Regions from separate parts of the Homo sapiens genome. Here region 1 is linked to region 2. A link is an interaction called in ENCODE POLR2A ChIA-PET data of the cell type or tissue named here. Cell type or tissue: GM12878. All regions are shown on one strand. Links, peaks and the distances in the headings refer to the core of each region. The heading gives the core; the rest is flanking DNA.

The links. ChIA-PET counts read pairs that join two places held together with the same protein. Peaks named below come from ENCODE experiments on the same cell type or tissue, not always from the same donor. Only the 100,000 strongest peaks of a DNase experiment are listed, where the experiment ranks them.
Region 1: POLR2A ChIA-PET joins it to region 2 with 10 read pairs; 4 of 35 experiments call an interaction of 5 or more read pairs at or near these places.

The regions. Positions count from the first base shown.
Region 1 is chr7:129,160,477-129,165,852 of GRCh38, reverse strand. It overlaps TSPAN33 (tetraspanin 33), which reads right to left. Exons shown (of 8, transcript NM_178562.5): 2 at 4,117-4,174; 3 at 3,332-3,459; 4 at 2,946-3,020; 5 at 1,284-1,379. It also overlaps the pseudogene RNY1P11. Among named protein-coding and RNA genes, the nearest start is that of TSPAN33, 18 kb to the right of the region's middle. In GM12878, for the core only: a CTCF peak has its summit at 1,741 (motif pointing left); no DNase peak of the experiment used is centred there; H3K27ac peaks cover 2,444 bases.
Region 2 is chr7:129,061,748-129,067,123 of GRCh38, reverse strand. No RefSeq gene overlaps it. Among named protein-coding and RNA genes, the nearest start is that of TNPO3, 9.3 kb to the right of the region's middle. In GM12878, for the core only: no CTCF peak of the experiment used is centred there; no DNase peak of the experiment used is centred there.

The DNA of each region.
Region 1 (5,376 bases), core at 216-5,215, 99 kb before region 2:
CTGCAACCTCCAACTCCCAAATTCAAGCTATTCTCGCACCTCAGCCTCCTGAGTAGCTGGGACTACAGGTGTGCGCCACCAAACCCGGCTAATTTTTGTATTTTTGGTGGAAACAGGGTTTCATCATGTTGGCCAGGCTAGTCTCAAACTCCTGACCTCAAATGATCTGCCTGCCTTGGCCTCCCAAAGTGCTGGGATTACAGATGTAAGCTACCATGCCTGGCCTAATTGTTAACTTTTGATTCATAGCAGCCTTGTTCACAGTAGCCGAACGGTGGAAGCAACCCTTTTCTCCACTGGTGAATGAATGGATAAACAAAATGTGGCATATACATACAACAGAATATTATTCAGCCTTCAAAAGGAAGGCAGTTGTGGCACATGCCAAAACAGAGATGAAACTTGAAGACATGCTAAGTGAAATAACCCACTCAAAAAAGCATTAATACCGTGAGTCCCTTCATTTGAGGTACCTAGAGTTGTCAAATTTACAGACAGAAAGTAGAATGGTGGTTGCTGGAGGAGAGGAAAATGGGGCTTTAGTGTTCAATGGATACAGAATTTCAGGAGAGGAAAATGGGGAGTTAGTGTTTAATGGATACAAAGTTTCAAGAGAGGAAAATGGGGAGTTAGTGTTTGATGGATACAGAGTTTCAAGAGAGGAAAATGGGGAGTTAGTGTTTGATGGATACAGAGATTCAAGAGAGGAAATGGGGAGTTAGTGTTTGATGGATACAGAGTTTCATCTGGGGCAGATGAGCGTTCTGGAGATGGTGGTGATGGTTGCACAACAATTGAAGGTACTTCATGCCACGGATCTGTATGCTTAAAAATGGTAAATTTTACATTATGTAAATTTTATCACAATTTTTTAAATGTAATTTTCTTTTTTTTAGTCTAGTCAAGTGCAGCAGTGAGAAGGGGGGAAAGAGTAGAACAAGGAGTTGGATCTGTAGCTGACTGTGAACAATCAAATGAGATAACTCACTCCCTTTGGACCAGCCTAAAATGTCACTTTTGAAGAGGTAATATTCAAGAATCTGCCCAGTTCCTCACCCCCTGTAGGTAACCATTTATAACACAGTAGATTACTATATATACTGTTCTGTGTCTTTAAAAGTACATTTAAAGCACTCTGCTACGTGTGCTTTTTTGCCAAACCCCTTCCCAGAAGCCATTACCTGGCAGGTAATGAAGAGCCCCACAGGCATAGAGGGTGAGGCATCTCTTGGGATGACATTCACTTTTACCCACAGTCCCCCAGACCACTGGCTGACCCATACCTTTTTCTGGCCAAAATCAATGAGGTTCTGCAGATCCAAGTCATCTCGGTAGTGCACAATGGCATTGTTGATGATCTCACTCACTTTCCCTCGAGCCTGCCGGAGACATGGGCAAGGAATCAGAACACAGGACTAATCCCTAACTTGCTCCTTCCAGCAAAAATAACAGTAGACAGGGATCATCCTTCTTAACTGAGTCTGCCTTGAAATCAGAACCGAGTCCTAATGGTGGAAGATAGCCGGTTCAGTTCCAAAGCCCATCCCAGGGCCCTCAGGTACCAGTGGGCAGGAGAAATGCTGGACCTGCTGTTGAAGCTTTTCAGAGACACATTTCAAGATATACCAATGTGTATCTATCTCTGAATGCTATTATCACAAAATACTTGTTGACTGATAAAAACAAACTAATTTTTAATTTTTTTAGCAGAAAGTAGCTTACTGAGCTGAGGCACTGCCCTCTAGTGGACACTAGATAATTGCATCTCTTTAGACTCAAAACAGAGCTATTTAATACATCATTTCAGGATCTTACTGTAAGCCAGGAGGACTACGAAATTCGGAATTAACTCAGTGGCTCTCGATTTCATAATTTTCTCCCCTCCCCTCCCCTCTCCCTTTCTCTTTTCTTTTCTTGATACAGTTTTACTGTCGCCCAGGCTGGAGTGTAGTGGCGCGATCTCAGCTTACTGCAACCTCCTTCTCCTGGGTTCAAGCAATTCTTGTGCCTCAGCCTCCTGACACCTGGCTAATTTTTTTGGTGTTTTTTAGTAGAGACAGGGATTCGCCATGTTGGCCAGGCTGGACTCGAACTCCTGGCCTCAAGTGATCTGCCCGCCTCAGCCTCCCAAAATGCTGGGATTACAGGCATGAGCTACCGCGCCTGGCCCAATTTCATAATTTTCTACCATAGTCTCTTCCTTCCTGCCCCACTACTTTTCTCAAATTTTCTTTCCTTAGTTTTGTAGTCTGCCCTTGGCAATCATTTGCCTTTTGGGAAAGACATTCTGGTTCTTAAAAAGGACTGTCACTGAATGGCAGACCATTTCCAGATATGGCAAGCATTGTTCAAAACCTTTTATTAAGCCAATCATGGTGGCACATGACTGTAATCCCAGAGACTTAGGAGATGGAGGCAGGAGGATCACTTGAGCCCAGGAGTTCAAGGCCAGCCTGGCAACCTAGTGAGACTCCCATCTCTTAAAAAACAAAAACAACAACCAAAAAAAAAAAAAAAAAGAAAGAAAGAAAAATAAACCTCAAAACAAAATCTTGTTCTCTTCCCCCTTCCTTCCTTCTGTTTATCTCAATAAACAATTTTTAAAAGAAATAAGAGGCTCTTCATATTGTCAGTGGTCCACTTGATTATTGAGTTTGATTCTGTCATTTGCTATTAAAGTTTCTAAGTTATTTTAACTTTGTGTTTGTATAATTTACTTCCCTGTTAGCTTCTCAGACTGTCAGAGGAAAGCACCTTATGATCTTAAAATTCTCTTCAAATATGATGAGTTTACAGGCTATTCATTCACCCCTAATGAACTTTTCAACGACTGATGTTTCTCAGGGGAAGGAGCTGTGGTTAATTAACCAGGCTAAACATGGGCAGGAACCTTCCTTCCTCCCTCTGGGTCACACCTGAGGAGGCCTCCTGGCTCCCAGTGTTACCTTGTCTGAGAAGACGAAGCCCAGGATCCCAGCGGCCAGCTGCAGCAGGAACACAGCGGTGAGGCAGAGGGAGAACTGTGGAGCAGCAGGAAGAAGAGGCGTCTAGGACCACTCATGGCAGCAACCCCTTCCAGGGCCAAGGGGATGCTGGGAGCTGCCAGGCAATTCTCCCAGATGCCCCACACATGAGAAAGGCAGCTGCCTCTGGGACACTGTCTTGGGGGTGGCCACCCTGTGCTGGGTCACCCGGGCTAAGCTCTGCACTGAGGGGTGGACAGCACAGGCTTGGGGGTAGGGTAGGACAAGGCAACCAAAGGGCCGTGGGAGGCTAAGAGGCATGATGGGGAGAGGGCCAGGGTCTTTCCAGTGGGGCCTTGACCACTCACCGTCTGCAGGAGGCAGATGTTCTCGCGGAGGGACCCAATGCAGCCACAGAAGGTGAGCAGGAACATGAGGACACCCACCACGATCAGCAGGATGGCAGGGTCCACTGCCAGGCAGGCTAGGGCTGCTTCTGGAAAAGGAGCCGGCCCTCAGCCTGAGCCTGGTGCCCACTGAGGAACCCCTGGATGGGGTGGGAGGGTGCCCCAAACTGTTCTCCTTCCCCTGGTGGGGGAATCTCCATTATGGTTGGATGAAGGTTAAGGGGAGGCAGTACCCCTGTCCCATGGGGAGAACCAAAAAGGGCCCAGAAGGGTTGTGGCATTTAATTTGAGGAACTAAAGAAATAAAAGCCTTTATTCCTGGGCTTAAGGAGGGGCTGCTTTCGCTCCGCAAAAGAATTGGAATGGCATTAGGCTCACCAGCTTTGCAGATTCTGTTTCCTGGTGACTTGTGTGGTGAAATAGGAATGGTGGTTGGGTTTCTCCAGGACAGAGCTAGGGAGGGGCTAAAGCCCTTGATGACTCTCTGCTCCCAGGGGCCTACCTTCTTTCTCACACACTTCCTAAGCCTCAAATGTAGGCATATCCTGGAAGACTCAGAGGGGCTCAGGGAAATCCAGGGGCACTGGCCTGGGGGGGTCTGACACCTACGTAGACCATGAAGATTTGGCTCCAGGGAGGCTGCCTCCTTTAGCCCCATAGCTTATGTGTGAGGGCCAGGCTGAAGGAGGCAGAGGGGAAAGGGGCATGGCACAAGGTGGGGGCAGGGAGGGAGAGCTACAGCTCACCTGCATGCTTCATTAGCCGAGCGTAGACACCCACAGCCACCATCACCATGGAAATCACCTGTGGAGACAGGAAAAGAGCCAGACCCTGAGATTCTGGAAACCAGAGAGCCCTGAATGCCATGAGAAACCTAGGAGAGCAGGAGAAGGACTGCTTTCCTGGGACCCAAAGGTGAGCATCTTTCACCTCCCCAGTGATTCTGCTGATAGAATCTGTCAGGGCTTTACCTCCATGAGACACTTTTACCCACATCATATTTTTCATTATTCATTCAGTGCTCGTAACACAATTAGGTTGTGAGGCAGACATTATGCCTATTTTACGGATGAGGAAATTAAGGCAATCCAAGGTTAATACTGAAGAGTGATTAAGAATATGGGCTTCAGGCTGGGCATTTTGGGAGGCCAAGGCAGGAGAATCAACTTGAGGTCAGGAGTTTGAGACCAGCCTGGGTAACATAGTGAGAGCTTGTCTCTAGACACACACACAAAATAATAATTAGCTGGGTGCAGTGGTGTGCACCTGTAGTCCCAGCTACTCAGCAGGCTGAGGCAGGAGGATGGTTTGAGCCCAGGAGTGCAAGGCTGCAGTGAGCCATGACTGTGCCATGGCACTGAAGCCTGGGTGCCAGAGTGAGGCCCCGTCTCTAATAAATTGAAGTTAAAATTAAAAAGGACACAGTCTTCAGAGCGAGTCAAACTTGGGTACACATAGGGCAAATTTCTGAGCCTCAGTTTCTGTATCTGAAGATGGGAAGTAAGAACAAACAACTGACAAGATTACTGTAAGAACCAACTAAAATAATGCATGGAAATAATTTAACACAATGCCTGACAATAAATATTATCTATCATTATTAATAGTTAACTTGCCCAGGGTCACACATAAATGGAAAAGTTTTGAATTCGAATCTATCTGCATCAAAGGACAGGTTTTATACCTAAAGCAGGCCTGGGCGGTTGCATACTCCCAGCTCTCTAACCCTCTTAGAGGTCAATATCATGTCAAGTACAAAAAGAAAGTGCACTCCAATGTGAAGGACTGTGTGTGAGTGCATGTATGTAAGCACTGGAACTGCCTTGGCAAAGGAACCTTTATCTTCACAAACTCTGATTCCAGTGTGGAGGAATAGAGAGGAGTTTAGATCTTTCAAATTTCCTGGCTTCTCCCTGAGAGAACAAACCCATCAGAGACTAATAGGAGACCCCAAAGAGGCCTTATCTACCCCCTAGCCCCCAGGCCTCCAGGGGTGCAGGAGAGCC
Region 2 (5,376 bases), core at 130-5,129:
CGGTTCAGTGTCCTCCACCTCCAGCCCCTCCCACCAGTTTGCATTTGCTTTGCAATTGAAATCCAGTGAAATGCTGGCTATGACTCAGGGTGGTTCTGAGCTGAAGAGCCAGACAAAGGCAGATGCTGTCCTCAGCACGCAAACCCTGAATTGGGTTTAATTGAGGGAAAAGAAATGTGTTTGGTGCTGGGTTTGTGGCTGTCTTAGGTTGTGCAGCTGCAGGAATTTGGTCTAGAGTATGTGCCCTGAGGGCTGGTAAGTCAGGAGAAGTTGAGTCAGGAGAGGTTGGTGCCATGTGGCCTTTTCTCCACAAACAGCCACCAAGATTCAGCCAACACTGGCCCCTGACAATTATAACTTCAAGTTTATAGTGTCATTGTTTTGGGGGGCAGGGAAACTCCAGCTGTGTTGTTTTTGATAAAATATGCTTGTTAAGAATGTAAGTAATCACTGGGTGTGGCGGCCTGTGCCTGTAGTCCCAGCTACTTAAGAGGCTGAGGCAGGAGGATCGCTTGAGCTCAGGCATTCAAGGCTAGCCTGGGCAACATAGCCAGACTCTCTCTTTAGCTGTGCAGTGGAACAGGCTGGGCTGCGGGCAGCGTTGCCTCACACGGAGCAGAGCTGAGCCGAGGCGGGACCCAGAGCCTGAGCAGCCGCCGCCATGGTGATCAAATTTCTGCAAGTCATCAAGCCCTTCTGTGTCATCCTGCTGGAAATTTAGAAGCTGGAGAGGAGGATTCAGTTTAAGGAGAAAGTGCTGTGGACCACTATTGCCCTCTTTATCTTCTTAGTGTGCTGCCAGATTCCTCTATTTGGTATCATGTCTTCAGATTCAGTTGACCCTTTCTATTGGATGAGAGTGATTCTAGCCTCTAACAGAGGCACATTGATGGAGCTGGAGCTGGGGATCTCTCCCATTGTCATGTCTGGCCTTATAATGCAACTCTTAGCTGGCGCCAAGATAATTGAAGTTGGTGGCACCCCAAAAGACCAAGTTCTCATCAATGAAGCCCAAAAGTTACTTCACATGATCATTACTATTGGCCAGTTATTGTGTATGTGATGACAGGGATGTACAGGGACCCTTCTGAAATGGGTGCTGGAATTAAAAAAAATTAATTTTTAAAAACTATAATAAATGTAAACAATCACTATAAAGAAAAAATTCAGGCTGGGCGTGATGGCTCACGCCTGTAATCCTGGAATTTTGGGAGGTTGAGGCAGGAGGATCACTTGAGGCCAGGAGTTTGAGACTAGCCTGGGCAACATAGCGAGATCTTATCTCTACAAAAAATTTTAAAAATTAGCATAATGGCACAGGCCTGTAGTTCCAGCTACTTGGGAGGCTGAGGTGGGAGGATCACTTGAATCCAGAAGTTTGAGGCTGTGAGAGCTATGATCCCACCACTGCACTCCAGCCTGGGCAACAGAGCAAGAACCTGTCTATAAAAAAAAAGATTCAAATGATGTGAACCTTATTAACGCATTCAACAACTATTTATTTTCTGTCTACCATATGCCAGCCACTGTTCAAAGCACTGGGGATATGGCAGTGACCAACACAGAGTTTCTGTTTGCATTGTTGACCTAAATGAAAGAGGCAGAGACACAAAATACAATTTGAAGAGTTTACTAGAGGCCAGGCAAAGTGGCTCACGCCTGTAATCCCAGCACTTTGGGAGGCTGAAGTGGGAGGATCGCTTGAGGCAAGGAATTCAAGACCAACCCTGGCAACAAAACAAGACTGCATCTCAACAACAACAACAAAAAATTTAAAAAGTAGCTGGGCATGGTGGTGCACAACTGTAGTCCCAGCTACTTGCTAGGAGCTACTCAGCAGGAGTATTACTTGAGTCCAGGAGTTGGAGGCTGCAGTGAGCCATGATTGCGCTGCTGCACTCTAGCCTGGGTGACAGAGAAAGACCCTGTCAGAAAGAATTTATTTGAGACAAAGTGAGAAGAGCTGCCCAGAAGTCTCAGACCCAAGTACCCTTGGATATGAGCTCCATTTGGCCTTTACTATAGCAGGTTTTTAAAGTCAAAAAAGGGGGAAACCTAGTAGGCCGATACAAAGTTATCTGTCAAAAATTCTAATTGGTTTATAGAAATAACATTGACTATTGAGTGCCATACACTGTTAAGCTACAGAATGTGGGTTATGGTGTCTGGTATGGCATTATTAGGTTAATTTTAGTTAATTTTTAGCTACTTGTGGCAATAGCAAGGAGTTCAAGAGACGAATACATAGTTCAAAATGGGGAAGTAGGGCGTGATTGTTTCATTTTCATGCCTCTCTGCGCCTGATAATTTAAAAGAATTCTCATTCCTCAGATTAAAGCTATTTTCTTTTCTCATCAGGGAACTTACACTTTAATGAAGGGAGTAGCTAAAACAACAAAAGTATGGAATGTGTCAAGTGGTGATAGTGCTATGAAGAAAAACACAAAAAGGAAACTATAAACTGGCTGGGCGCAGTGGCTCACGCCTGTAATCCCAGCACTTTGGGAGGCCAAGGCAGGTGGATCACTTGAGGTCAGGAGAACGAGACCAGCCTGGCCAACATGGTGAAACCCCATCTCTACTAAAAATACAAAATTAGCCGGGTGTGGTGGTGAGCACCTGTAATCCCAGCTTGGGAGGCTGAGGCAGGAGAATTGCTTGAACCTGGGAGGTGGAGATGGCAGTGAGCTGAGATGGCGCCACTGAACTCCAGCCTGGGCGACAGAGGGAGACTCTGTCTTAAAAAAGAAAAAAGAAAAAAAAAAAAGAAAAAAATATAAACCATTCAAAATCTCATCACCAGAGATAACCATTGTTAACATTTTGTTGTCTATTCTTCCAAACCCCTCTCTTTGCCAATATACAAATATGTTTTTGTATCAACAAGCATTTTTAACAGGCTGATTCATAACCTGTTTCTTTTCCAATAATATTTCTGAGATATCTTTTTGTGTCAATAAACAAAAACTGATACAATTTTGTTTCCAGCTTTTACTTTTTTCTGTCATGAGTCATCAAGCAATTTTTTTTAATATGGAAAACTTCAAACATATAGAAAAGTAGAGAGAATGGTAAACACATTTATTTATTCCCTATAACATTATTATTTTGCCATATTTGCTTTACCTTTTTTTTGGTTTTTATATGTTAAACTCAATTATAGACATGATGAACAGCTTACCTGTTCTGTTTCCACCCCAACTAGGTGAGCTATAATTCAATTCAAAGGGCTGTTGGTTATTTAAAAAACAGCAACTTTTTTTTTTTTTTTTTGAGACAGGGTCTCGCTCTTGTTCAGGCTGGAGTGCAGTGGCACGATCTTGGCTCATTTCAACCTCTGCCTCCCAGGCTCAGGTGATCCTCCCACCTCAGCCTCCCCAGTAGTTGGGACCACAGGTGCTCACCACCACTTCTGGCTAATTTTTGTTTTTTGTTTTTGTTTTTTTTTTTTGTAGAGATGGGGTTTCGCCATGTTGCTCAGGCTGGTCTCAAACTCCTGAGCTCAAATGATCCACCTGCCTTGGCCTCCCAAAGTGCTGGGATTATAAGCATGTGCCTCCATGCCCAGCCCAATTCTGATGTTATTTACCCAGAGTTAGTATCAGACTCCATGGCGTTAAGGGCTCAGTCTTTTATAAGATGCTCTCATTTCAGACATCAGCCTCACTTTGGGATGTCCCTAAGCCCTTGCTCTTTTGACCAACTGGCTGCAAACTCAGGGGTTCCCACAGTCCCCACATGCTTGATAATTTGCTAGAACAACTCACAGAACTCAGGAAAGCATAATACTTATGATTAAAGTTTTATTATAAAACATGGCCTGGAGCAGTGGCTCACACCTGTAATCATAGCACTTTGGGAGGCAGAGGCAGGTGGATCACTTGAGGTCAGGAGTTTGAAACTAGCTTGGCTAACGTGGTGAAACCCCGTCTCTACTAAAAATATAAAAAAATTAGCTGAGCGTGTTGGTGTATACCTGTAATCCCAGCTACTTGGGAGGCTGAGGCAGGAGAATTGCTTGAACCCAGGAGGTGGAGATGCAGTGAGCTGAGATCGCACCACTGCACTCCAGCCTGGGTGATGGAGTGAGACTCCATCTCAAAAAAAAAAAAAAAATTGTTAGAGGCCTGGGAGGAAGACAGAGTTTCCATGCCCTCTCCTGGAATCACGGGGCATCACCATTTCAGCACACCAATGTGTTAAACTAGGATCAGCCACTGAACTTTGGTGTTCAGAGTTTTTGCTGGGGTTTCAAAGTGTAGGCATGATTGATTAAACAATTGACCACATGATTGAACTCATCTTAAGCTCCTCTCTCTCCTAGAGTTCCTACCAGAGTTCCAAGGGGCCCAGAGTCCCAACCTTCTAAACACATGGTTGGTCTTTCTGGTCACCAAACCTCATCCTGAAGATATCTAGGGGTCTGCACAGAGTCACTTCATTACTGTAACAAAGGCATTGCCATCACTTGGAAAATTTCAAGAGCATTTGAAGCACTGTGCCAGGAATGGGGGATGAAGACTTGATATATTCTTTATTATACTACATTGTGCCTAAGTATTTTAGTATATGCAAAACCATAGTACATTGAAGTTATTGTAAGTCAAAAGTGCAGACCGGGTACAGTGGCTCACACCTGTAATCCCAGCATGTTGGGAGGCCAAAGCGGGTGGATTGCTTGAGCTCAGGAGTTTGAGACCAGCCTGGGCGACATGGTGAAACCTCTCTACCAAAAGTAAAAAGAAATTAGCCGGGTGTGGTGGTGCAGGCCTGTGGTCCCCGCCACTTGAGGGGCTGAGGCAGGAGAATCACTTGAGCGTGGGAGGTCGAGGCTGAAGTGAGCTGAGATTGCGCTCCTTTACTCCAGCCTGTGTGACAGAGTGAGACCCTATCTCACACATAAAAAGTGCATTTTCAATTTATGATTTTTGTTTTTCTTTTCCTTTCTTTCTTTCTTTTTTTTAGAGACGGGGTCTCACTCTGTCACCCAGGCTGAAGTGCAGTGGTGTGATCTCGGCTCACTGTAGTCTCAACCTCCCTGGCTTAAGTGATTCTTCTGCCTCAGCCCCCACAAGTAGCTGTTTTGCACCACTATAAAGTCAAAAAATCATGTCGGGGACTGTCTGTACCTCTAAATAAGTAAGGACATTTTCCTATATAGCCCCAATATCATTACCATATGTAACAAAATTAATGAGAGTCATTTCTGCTTGATTTTCAGTGGCTGTCTAGTATCCAAAGCATGCATATATCCTAAAGTTCTTGATGGACATCAAGATGCCTATTGATGGACATTGAGGATATTTCTACTTTTTCATTAGGGGAAACCACACTAGGATGAACATTCTTATGCATACATCTTTTTATCCTGTAAGT